3 separate regions of the Mus musculus genome follow, and all the other regions are linked to region 3. Evidence: chromatin loops called from intact Hi-C (ENCODE). Cell type or tissue: heart. All regions are shown on one strand. Region 1 overlaps Ccser2 (coiled-coil serine rich 2). Region 2 holds the start of Ghitm (growth hormone inducible transmembrane protein). Region 3 holds the start of Ccser2 (coiled-coil serine rich 2).

Region 1 (4,000 bases), 48 kb before region 3:
ATAAACATAAATAGTTTGTGGAATGAGATGTTCAAAAATTTTTAATTAGAAAAAAAATAAAAACAAAACTGCCACTGTTTCCCACAAACCAGCTACAGCACACACCTTCATCCTGATCCATGGAAAATGCTCACAAAAAAGCATTTTTAAGCCGCTCACCAATGGTGCACTGAAGACTGCAGTGTGCAGAGGGTTAAACAGACTTAACTTGCAAAGCTAATCTACAGCAGGTGAACTTCTGCCCCCAGGTGTGAATGGCTGTGAACGCATTATAGGACACGGTCTGATCCAATTTCATACCATTCTATGCTTCAAAATGCAAAGTACTTCTAGTGTCAGATGGCCTCCGTTATCAGTATCTGTGGAATTTTACATTTTTAACTTGTAAGCAAAATAAAACCAATAACTTAGTAGTTACTTTTTACAATATTATTTTTAAAAATTATAAAATAATAAACTCAACATTCATTAATTCTAAAATTAAGAGTCGTACCTCAAGTCAATCACAACTTAAAAGTTTATGTCATAGGCACAAATGCCATTTGCAAACCTGTGATAAAGCTACTAAGAAAAGACTTCAGCTAGGAAATGATTAGTAACTGTAACAATTACATATCACACATAACCTGAACTAGTTTTGGTACTTTGAAAACCAGGCAACATCAGCTAGGAAACAGAATTGTTAGTCACGTTAGGCGGAGGACAGACATGAAGCCATAGTCAGAGCAGACTCACCTGCTCAAGTCACTTTGTCCATGGTGATGATAGTGACCAGGGTGGCTGAGGTGGTAATGGTCCTGTCCACTCCACCTCTGGGGTGGCCTTTTCCAAAATCCGTCCTGCGACTGTCGTACATTTCTGTCTGTTCGGTCAAAGCGGTTCATATTGTCACACTCCACTGGGCAGATTAAAAAGCAACAGTCTATAAATATGTGCACACTATAAAAAGTTAACTACTAAGCCTGATAATTAAATGCTGCTAAAAGTATTTTTTTAATTCTAAATGCACCAACCATGTATGCTAACTAATCAAAAAAAAAAATAGTTTTCCAAAGGAAACCAGTTCTTAACAGTGAAAACTGAACTTCATATCCAAACTGAAGTAAATTACAATACTTCTCTATCAACCACGTAAGTGAACAACGAGCTGTTGGGCTGTTTTAAAATACAGGAAAACTTTCCTAAAATCAACATTACCTATTTCAAATACAAACAATGAGGATAGGAAAACGTAGATCTTAAGAACAGCACAGGACCCATTCTTAGAAAGGAGTGCCTCAATTACGGTTCTCAGCCTCAAGAAGCACAAATTAAACTTCCATCATAGACGATCGTGGTTTTAAATAAAGCTCACACTTTTAAAGTGTAAACTGCTCCAATCTGCCTGCGACAGAGCTGGCTCAGAAAGACTAAATTGTTCCTGAAACCAAAGCCAGCGCTCGTAACAACAAACAGTCCACTCCTGAAATCCGAACACCACAGAACCTCCACAAGAATCCCTGAGGCGGCCGAGCCTCTTCACTCACCCAAATGCAGTGCCCTCACATCTCGGAGCGCTTTCTGAGAAAGCTACTCGGTACAAGGGAGACATTGTGCTGCCGGCTGCCTACTCAGACATAGTTGCACACAAGGCGCCGCTCAAACAGGCCTTCCTTCCTGCTCCACTCCCAGCCCTCCCTGTGGGAAGCAAGCCCAGCCTGCCCTGTGACTCCATCTTCGCTCCGTGCTTACATAGCTACTGAGTTAGGACTGTTACTAAAAATACTCCTAAGCACTAAACCCATGCCACGGAACAGGAAGGGCTTCTCCAGTCCAAGAACTAAACGAAAAGGTTCAGAATTCCTTGTGATAAAAACCTTTACATATCAGTATAATCGTGATTTTTAAAACTTGACTTAACTGTCTGTAATCATTAACCAGATACTTGGCTTTGAAATTTGCTGATTGTCTCATTACAGAAGATGAAAAAGTTGCTCATTTATACAAAGATGATGCAGAAAGAGCATAGCAAACAACTTAGCCTCCCTCACAAGCACACTCAGGGTTGTGTGCAGTCAGGAAGAGTCTGCACACACTTTTCTTTTTTGTTAGAGACAGCTTTTAAAAGTATAACATGAAATTACTTCCAATAATGTCCTGTTCTTTATTGTTAAAATTATGAGGAGCTTAAGTTTGGTTATGAAAAGCCTAAGGATAATAAAGGTCTAATGACTGCTTCGTTCAATGATGGCAGGAGAAGTGCGGTGGCAAAGGAAAACTTTTTAGTATATCTTAAAAGCTTAAAGCATATTTCTGTGTAGCCTCTTCAGTAACAAGCCCAGCAAACTCATGGATGCTCACACTCATGGGTGCAGAGTCCCAGAGCATTTGCACCGGGCAGTAAAACACCCTCCAGTTCAGCTACTTTGACCTTTAATTTGGAAAGAGAAATAGCAAGTACCAAAGAAATCAATGTTGCTATTAGATTGACGGGGTATATTGCTAGAATAAAAATCAGTATATTGCAAAGAGTAGCAAGAGGCACGCAAACAGGCCAGACGGCCACACGTGAGATCAACGGCATCACACAAATTACTATGTGTGCTGCCTTAGTGACCAGACTCCAAACTAGGGATCATTGCTGAAACCTGAACTCAATCCTCATAGAGGGTTAGCTGGACACACATCTGCCACAACTGCAAAAGATCAAAGATCAAACTTGAGACATAACTTTCAGAAGTCCTGAGAGTTCTCCTGGGAGTGCTACTCCTACACTCTCTCCGGCATCTACCCATCCAGCACATCTCTACAAACATCAGAATCGAGCTAAGATGGTAATATTAAAACATTAGTGGTAGTTATCCGGGAAATACTAAGACAGTTCTTTACAGAACAAAAGATACAGAATAGAAAAGGAAATAAAAACAATAGATTCCCGCAGATAAACCAAGTTCTAGGGCCTACAACGAACAGAACAGTGTGACCACAGGGAAGGAAGTCCCCCTGAATGTGTAATGCTGTACGAAGATGGCACCTGTGATAAATCTCAGAGGAGGACAAGCCTAAAGCTACCGCAACTCAAAAATACTAGAGCTAAGTTAAGATGCTGATCTAAAAACACCTTCGGCCAAACGTAACCCTAACCATGACCTGAAGACTTTTTTGGAGAGCAGTTTCCTTCCTTCTGAAGGTGGTCACTAGTTCCAAATAACAAATGGCAGCATACTGTAGTTCTAGTGCTCTAAGAGACAGATGATCATGGTGTTAACCCACTGGAGAGAGAAAAGGATCTAACAGCTAACATGGGGTTGTGGTGTGAGAGTGGCTATGTCAGGCTAGGGATCATTTTCCCTGGTGTGATAAAGGAACACAACATGATACCCAATGTATCCTAGCTTTTTCTCTTACAACTTCCAAGTCCCATGAGAGTAAGGATGACAGAGAGAATAATTGTTGAATAAGTAATTGGCTGAAAGATAGGATGGCATCATGACTCCCAAAGCCTGCGGTGAGTGCACTTTACAGAAGGTTTTATGCTATCAAGAAAGTTTTCAATTGGAATTTAGTTTTTAAAAAGAAAAAAAAATCATGTCAGGGAAAAAAATATACTTGAATTATTTCACAAGTACTGACACAGAAAGAGAAATTCCTAGAATAAACACAAGTAACTAGAAGCAAGCAGAAATAAGATGAGTCTCATGTATCTCAATACAAAGTGTAGCAAAAACGTGACATTATGGATTTGAACATAAAAGAAGTAAAATCTAGTCGGCAAGTGAACTTTGTGTGGGAGTCAGAAAGTGGTTAGAAAAACATCCTTTCAACAAAGTCTAAAGTCTAAACAGAGTGGCTAAAATAATTAACAGTATACAGAGAAGATATTCACTAGGGCAAGCCACTAACCTGAGGATTATACTCTGATGTGCCAAATGCCAGGTGTGTGTTTGTGGGCGATGGGTTGGCCATTAGAATTTCCTAAACAAGAGGAAAGGCAACACATCTGCGTTTCTGACATACCAGA
Region 2 (4,000 bases), 170 kb after region 3:
CAATAAAACATAGGATCTTTTTAAACTAATGTAGTATGGACATAAAAGTTATCTAATATATTAGATATGGGAAAGGTGCAGGACCCCTCTTAAAGCATTTGTGATAAGGAGGGACTGGAATGATGTGAAGTGGCAAGGACAAAGCTCACTGGAAACTTTACTGTCACTTTAGAAAAATCACTGTTACAGTAACTAACTAAAGAGTAAGCTACTCCCAAGCAGTGAAACTCACAGAACAGCCCACTAATCAACCACCATTACCACCAAATTCTAAAACAGAAAATCTGAATGGGGCGGAAATCCATACTGGAAAAGCATGCTTTACCCTGCTGGGTGTTACGAGCCATTGGTTCTTTGTGATGGAATTCTTCACAAGTGGAGAGGCCTTGGTGATGAAAGTGGGCTGGAAAACCCTGGAAGGTAGTGTCCGGAGACACACAAGCCTTGCAGCCAACATGGTGGGCGATACACCGGTTTACTAAGCAGATCTGAAATGCTAGTTAGAAAGGTAGAGGGGGGAAAAATTTAGTTAATTAAGAAGGAAACATAGTAGCCAAAATCAGAAGAAACTTAATTTAAATAGAAGAAAAAAATCAGAACAGTGGCCTCATTAATTTTTAATGCTGTATCCTTCCCTTGTTCCTTCTGACTCAACAAATCTAGTTTAGAATGGGCAGCCAATGATATAAATCCAAGTTTGACCAGATATATGTAATACAGAATCAATGTTATTATGTTGACACAATCACAGATTTTACAAACATAGCTTGGCCTGATATTTACTCCATCATTCAATGAGTAAAAGTAAAAGAATCTGTGTGACATTTCAGCACAAGAAAAACATCATCCAGAGAAAAGATAACTAAACCACTCGAGACTAAAAACCATGAACAAAAGCCAGGCATGCAAATGTCTACCAAGTAGGTCAGATGTTACTTCCCTTTAAGATACGACAGATACATTCAAATTAAATTATTCCACTACATAACATTCAATCAAAATAAACAAAATTGCCCTGCTAGGTTTCCCTGTTAAAACACCTTCTGGTATTCTTAATAGGGTAACCCCTGCCCCCAACATTCTAAAATTGAATTGTCTCAGTTCCAGTTAGACTATATCGATAAATAGTTAAGTACACGCCTTTCTGCGATGCTAAAGGCACATTTCTGGTCAATGAGTTGTGATGAATTTTAGGCAAGTGATTTGTATTTCCGCTTTCTCCCCATTTGTAAAATATTTAAATACAAGAAAACTTGGCCAAAATGGGACTTTGAAATCGCCCATGAATTACCCTAAAACTATAGGAATGTAAAGAAGTTTTAACTAGCACCTCCAAAGTTAAGAATTTCCGGAACTACGAAGTGCACACAGCTCTAGGCATCTGACCTTGCGGAAAAAACCCGGAGCCCTTTTGGTACTTTCATGCCATTACATCATCTCAACCTATGGCTTCAGCTTACTGACCCGAACAGAGCCTACCTAGTCTGCGTGGCCTTATGTCGTGGAACAGCCAAGAGGGTTATCTGCCATATATTTAAGTGCAGATTCTGGACGTCTGAAACCGGCTCCTGGGCTGGGTCTCTACGAACTAGTGGCGACCCTTCCTAACGCTTCCTTGAGCTTGAGTGTTCGGATGCGCCCGGTCCTCCCCTCTCACCGCTAGCCCGCTGCCTCCGCGTCCACGCACCACCCCCACGGCACCCGATCGCCGACAGCTAGGGCCCCCGCGCGGGTCCCCGAGCGGCTGACTCAGCATCCCTCTGCCCAGGGAGATGAAGAGCGAGGACGAGCCCGGCCTTCCCGCCCCGCCCGTAGCAGCCAGCCCAGATCCCGCTGTGCCGACGCCCGTCACAAGGACTGGAATTCTCAGGCCTCGCGAGGCAGTACCTCAGCTCCGGTCACCTCTACCACGGGGCTCCCTTCCGGGTCACCGAAACTCAGAGTGTGCGACCTCCCTCTGCCCGCTCCTCCGCAACCGCGCGACTCACAGCGTCACGCAATATCCGGACAAAAGGTAAATAGTACAAGCAGCCAATCGAGAGCAGGCTTCTAACGGAAGGGCGGGCGCAGTGGCGAAGGCGGGGCTTGGTTTGGAGACCGGACCAATGGAAGTTTGTGTTTCGAAAACGTCACAGTCAGCGTCCTTTCTGGGTCCGAGTAAGGAAGCCGACACTGGCAAACGCTTTGGGCATCTGCGTTGTGCGTTGTGCGCACTCGCTGCCAATAGGTGTGGGGGCGAAAAAGGGAGTTGGACTGGTTGGCAGCGCACTCCTTAAGTCCCACTTTTTGGGGAGGCAGGTAGATCGCTGTGAGCTCTAGGCCAGCTTAGAATTACTTTTGTTATTGGATTTAGGTTTAACAATGAATTTTCACATTTAAATTGGATTTTGTTCTATTTAAGAGTCATTCTTAAAACACGTTTTACGCCGAGAGTAATTAGTTTGGGTTAATCGTCTAGTCGCGTTGGCTGGCACGAAATTAACTAACCCTTAGAGGTATAATTTAGTCAGACTTTCGTTAACTGCTTAATTTTTATCACTGCTGGGGCTGTGGCTAGGCAGGGTGTCTTGAGCTATGTGAGAGGTACTTGACGCGCTCTCCTTTTCATTCATTATGCAAATGTTAAGGGATTTGATACTGGTTTAGTGAGTTCTGCATATATTAATTTACTTTGAATTAATTATAAGGCCAGGACCAAATCTTTTGTATTTATGGAATGACAGAACCCACCTAGGCATTTTCACTACTTTGCTTTAGCTATTATGCTACATGAACTCATGTATGAACATATCAATACACAAAATTAACTTGAGCATTTTAATAAAGTTTATGTTTTTATAACTTATGATCAATTTTTTTTTTGTATGTACTGAAAACTAAGCCTTAATTTTAGGAACTTTTAGAAGTTAGATGGATAGTTAAACAATCATTGGTTGAGTTTCTTGTTTTGGGCGTTTAGCCAGAAAATAACGCCAATGGTCTATATAGTAGTGAGTTTCAGAATGGCCAGAGTAAGACAGACCTAGTCTGCGGCAGGGGCTGGGGGTGGGGCATAGTGTCAAAATTGAATAACACATTTTTTCTAATTGCCATAAAAACATTCCTACCAAATGTGGCATTTTTTTTTTTTTTAAATTAGAGCCAACCTGCTTCTTGAGTGTACTACTGATGGTGAGATCTAGAGGGGTTTATTTCCGAGTTTTTCTTTCCTTTCCTTTCCTTTCCTTTCCTTTCCTTTCCTTTTCTCTTTTTTTTCTTTTTTCTTTTCTCTTCTTTCTTTCTTTCTTTTTCTTTTTTACCTTTTGACTTTTCAATGACATTTTTGTTTGTTTGTTGTCAAGCTTCAGGCTCCACTTGAGTAACAGAATACATACAAACCACTCTTCTTGTGAAGGTTTTTATTTATTTTATTTTATTTTATTTTATTTTATTGTGTGTGTGTGTGTGTGTGAAGGCTACTGAAATGCCTCAGTGGAAAATAATTTATTACAATAAGAGACATGTCTCTTTTATTTTTGGTTAGGAGCCTGACCTTTAGTGCTTGAGCCATCTTTTCAGCCCAAGAGGTTATTTCTTGGTATCCATGAAAGAGCACCCTCCTACAACTTTTGATAGAATCAAACCAAGAATACTTCCAGTGTTGCACAAAGGAATACACAAGCAAAGTGAAAGTAGATCGGTATAGCAAACTATTTTTGTTAATAAATAAAAAAGTATGTGTGATGGTTTATATGTGTTTGTTCCAGGGAGTGGTACTATTAGGAGGTGTAGCCTTGTTCGAATAGATGTGTCACCGTGGGCATGGGCTTTGATACCCTAGTCCTAGCTGCCTGGAAGTCAGTATTCTGCTGCTGCCTTTAGATGAAGATGTAGAACTCTCAGCTCCTCCTGCACCATGCCGGCCTGTATGGTGCCATGCTCTCACTTTGATGCTAATGGACTGAACCTCTGAACCTGTAAGCCAGCCCCAATTAAATGTTGTCCTTATAAAAGTTGCCTT
Region 3 (4,000 bases):
AGAAACGTATTTAGAATTAGGATAGAGGGGAGTAAAAGTAAACTACAAAGATGGCCAAAGGACGCCCAAGTTCCCAGACCTGTCCCTTTCTAGTCATAGCTGTGGGCAAACCCCTGCACCTCAAAATAAAGTTCTAGACTAACCCTTACTGGCCATGGCCTTCATTCCTCCATCTTCAAGTAGAACGACTTTTTTCCTCTCATAACCAGGATGTCATCCCAAACAGTATCAGCTCTTATTTCATCCTTAAACAAATAAAAGTAGTAATGTTGGGGGTGGAGAGATGGCTCAGCAGTTAATAGCACTGGCTGCTCTTTCAAAGGACCCCAGTTCAATTCCCAGCAACCACACGTCATCTTACAACCGTCTGTAACTCTGGTTCCCGGAGATCTGACACCCACACACAGAATAGCAGGTAAAACACCAGTACATACAATTTCTCTAAAAGTCATTTTTTTAAAATACTGATTTTTTTCTTCCAATTTTTCTGGTACTAAGAGAGTCCAAACATATTTAGCTTATCTTAAATCTGCACTCAAGCCTGGACCCTTTCCTCAAAATGCACTGAGTAAATAGATTTTAGCAGTATGTGCTGTAGCAGCAAACATAAGAAGAAACTCAGAAGCCTGGGGAAGACCTATATCAGCAAATCGTTAACTCCTAATTGATGAACTGCTCAGTGCAGCGTGGCCTGGTGCTGCTGGAGCAGTGAAAACAAGAGATGAAATGCCCAGACAAGACTCAAGCTCAATGCTCTAGCGGGGATGCAAGATGTTTACTAGGAAGACAATTCTGGACCCAGGAAACAAAGGAAGATGCCATCGTCTGTGAACTGCAAACAGTCCCATGGAGAGGACATGTGTAACTGTAGACGAAACGAGAACGCAGACAAGCACCAGAAACTGGAAAAGACTGAAGGAATTCTAACCATGAAATTAAAATTCTCTTCTTCACCCACAATAGTAAAAGCAATATGGCAACAAGCAAAAAGATTCTACCTGAGGGAAGGTAGAATAAAAAAGTTCCTGCGCGAAGGGCGGCTTCTGGCTTTCTTGTTATGACGTATTAAAGAAACAGAACAAATTACAGGTTAAGGGTTGTTAAGTATTTTTAACCTAGAGACTGAGGTCAGTGTTGCTGAGAACAAGGAAGAAAACCACCATATAAGAGAAGAGCAATGCACTCTAACAAATTAAGAGAGACAAACATTAATAAAGTCTGGAAAGAAGACTGACTTCATCCAATGCAAACCCTTCATCAACGTTTACATCCCTTACCAATTATACACTATACATTTTAACGCATACTTTATAGTTATCCTTTGCATTAAATTTGATTCCAGTTTTTTAATCTAAATGATGATACTTTAATCAACTGTCTAAATACATATGTCTCACTAATACTTAATGTTCTTGACCCCCCCAAAAAAAATGCTTTTTCAAACGGCTACTCTGAAAAAAAAAAAAAAAGGTAAATGCTTATTCTCATTCATAACCGTCCTCCCCCAGCTTGGGTTTTTTGAGACAAGGTCCAGGTAGTTTTTGCTATTCTGAAGCTTGCTATGTAGACTAGGTTAGCCTGGAACTCACAGAAATCCACCTGCCTCTGCGTCCTGAATGCCAGGATAAAGGCGTGAACCACCTGGTTTTTCTCTCTCCTTAAGTGAAACAGGGCATTCCAATCTTGAACGGCGAAGAGTCTGTGCACTAGTCATTTCCATGGCTAAGGCCTATTTTATGATCAGCAAACCTAATTGGCTAGGTAGCCAGCAAAGATGAATTTGCAATTATTGAAATTCAAAATCAGGCTTTACGAGCAACGACCACCTCAAATGGATTGCCCCCTCCCTTTACTTTGTCAAGAAAGTAGGTACATTTTTAAAAAAAATGTATAAAAATAGACGTCCAAAAGAGGGAGAGGAGGGGCGTAAAGCACCTGAACCTACAGACGCCCCGTAATCCACCAAAGTTCTCAAGACGTGTTTTAGGGCGTGTCTTTGTTTTGACTCAGTGATTTAAAAAAAAAAAAAAAAAAAAAATCCCACTCATTCCGGGCTCTCAGGTACTTTCCCTCACCAACGCGAGCATCCAGGCTTTGAAATCCCAGGGCATCTCTGCCTCGCCCTGATTTCCCGGTGCAGGAAGGCTGCAGCCCGGGCATCCCGCGGCCCCTTCCCGTCACAGCACCACCGAGCAGGGGCATCCGGCCTGCCCGCTGCACAGCAGGCGGCTCGGGAGAGGGGGCGGGGGCTCCGAGGGTCGTCCCAGAGCGCTGCTGGCCAAGGACACCCGGCCCTCCGTCCGCCCGCGCTGCGCCCCGGAGCCAGGCAGCCTCGGGCGCCCCGAGACCCCGGCCCTGACCCCCGACTCTCACCGTGCGGAGGTCGCGTTGCCTCCTCGGCCGCGGCCCGGCTGCCGGTCGCCCAGCGACCTGCCCGCCCGAGGATGGGAGAGAGGCGAGAGGCAGTTCCGTCACATCCCGGTCTGTCCAGCCGCCTGCCCCGCAGCAGCCAGCATCGCCTCCTCGGCCTGCGGGAGCGCCGGACTTCACCGACGCCGCGCCCCCTCCCTAGGCCGGCACCCTCCTGGACTCCGCCCTCCAGGGCCCTCGCACTACGCGTGCGCGGCCCCGCCTCCCGGTCTGTCCTTGCGCAGGCGCGAGTCTCACTGGACTAGACCCCGCCTCCGGGCCCGCCCCAACCTCGCGCCAGCCGTTCGCAGGCTCCGCCCTGATCCACTGACCTTGCCTTTTTACCCCCTGACTCAGGTCTTTTCCTGGCTTGAACCTTTCACTCCGGTCTCTTGGCTGGATTCAAATGTGCAGCTTGACCACAACCAAACCTGTCAGCTCCGGCTCCAGTCTGACAGGAGTGATCTGAACACTGGAGCAAGCATGACTTCCCCACTTTACGTCTTGTTTTGGCCTGACTGTGGCTGGCTATGCCTCAGCCGTGCATACTGAATCTGAGCGGAGATTGCGATAAAACACTGAGAGCTGAGAATTGGAGCTATTTTATGAGGCTGTGGATCCCAATCCCATTCCAAATGCCATCTCTCCCTCCTTCCTAGATGGTCAGACAAGTCGTTGAGAGTCACCATCATGAAAGCCTTCAGTATCTGGCTGTCTATTAAAAGCATTGACGGTGATATTTATCTGACCCTAGACTGCCTAGTCTCCTCACTAGCCCTAACAGCTCAACTGAAATTAATAATATTGAAAGAGAACTTGGAAAGTCTCCACCTGTCCTCCAGACCACTAACATAACCACTGTGGTAGGGGAGGAGACACTAGCGCCCCTCAGGCCATCAGACTGTTGAAACATTATACTCCAAATAATGTTTTAAATTTTAGGTATTTTCATCCTGGAGAAATGGAAACAACACTGAAGGCCTAGCGCTATCCAGAGAAGGAGCTTGCCTCCCAGGATTCGTAGCTCTGACAACTTCTCAGACCACTTTGCAAGATAGACCGGAGTGAGCCGAAACAGTGCTAGGTCAGTCCTATCACACCTTAACCAGGCAGGAGTGCTCAATTTACAACTATCTCTAGCTCTCTATATAGACTTAAACCTCTGGTCAGTACTCCTGACGGTGGACTTGGTGATAACTGTACCCTTTTGCTTCCTCCAATTCCCTATGTGGCCATAATGAGTAAATTTCCTTTTTACCTGTTTCATTATTACTTGTCTCTTTAATTGGTCAATAGAATAATGATAGGGAGACTTAATTTTGTGGATGATAATGTGTATCTTTAAAGTGCTGGAAAAGACTAGGGCTTCATGCAGTATGTTTCTTTTTAGATTAAGTAAATCATTAAGAGAGCAAACACCAGTTCCAGACCTCAGATTCAAACACAACACTCATGCGATGAGGTTGCTAAATATGCTTTGGACTTTACGCTACAATCTAAATTGAGAGATGGAAAAGAAGTGGCTCTCCACAGCTTGTCCTTGGGAGCTAGGCAAGATGCAACTGTTCCAATAGGCTCTATAAAGAATCTG

What was found. Hi-C counts contacts between places; a loop is a spot of excess contacts. Peaks named below come from ENCODE experiments on the same cell type or tissue, not always from the same donor. Only the 100,000 strongest peaks of a DNase experiment are listed, where the experiment ranks them.
Region 1: a loop joins it to region 3, with 3.0 times the contacts of the local background. A loop is called at or near these places in 2 of 42 quality-filtered maps.
Region 2: a loop joins it to region 3, with 3 times the contacts of the local background. A loop is called at or near these places in 18 of 42 quality-filtered maps.

What each region holds. Positions count from the first base shown.
Region 1 is chr14:36,917,699-36,921,698 of GRCm38, forward strand. Ccser2 (coiled-coil serine rich 2) reads right to left here. Exons shown (of 11, transcript NM_027045.1): 5 at 736-898. Among named protein-coding and RNA genes, the nearest start is that of Ccser2, 49 kb to the right of the region's middle. In heart, no CTCF peak of the experiment used is centred here; a DNase peak (open chromatin) is centred at 1,683; H3K4me3 peaks cover 1,181 bases; H3K27ac peaks cover 1,785 bases.
Region 2 is chr14:37,133,308-37,137,307 of GRCm38, forward strand. Ghitm (growth hormone inducible transmembrane protein) reads right to left here and starts at 2,015. Exons shown (of 9, transcript NM_078478.5): 1 at 1,888-2,015; 2 at 326-496. The coding sequence starts at 457. In heart, no CTCF peak of the experiment used is centred here; a DNase peak (open chromatin) is centred at 2,054; H3K4me3 peaks cover 2,394 bases; H3K27ac peaks cover 1,579 bases.
Region 3 is chr14:36,966,169-36,970,168 of GRCm38, forward strand. Ccser2 (coiled-coil serine rich 2) reads right to left here and starts at 2,596. Exons shown (of 11, transcript NM_027045.1): 1 at 2,374-2,596. In heart, a CTCF peak has its summit at 2,472; a DNase peak (open chromatin) is centred at 2,633; H3K4me3 peaks cover 1,771 bases; H3K27ac peaks cover 1,314 bases.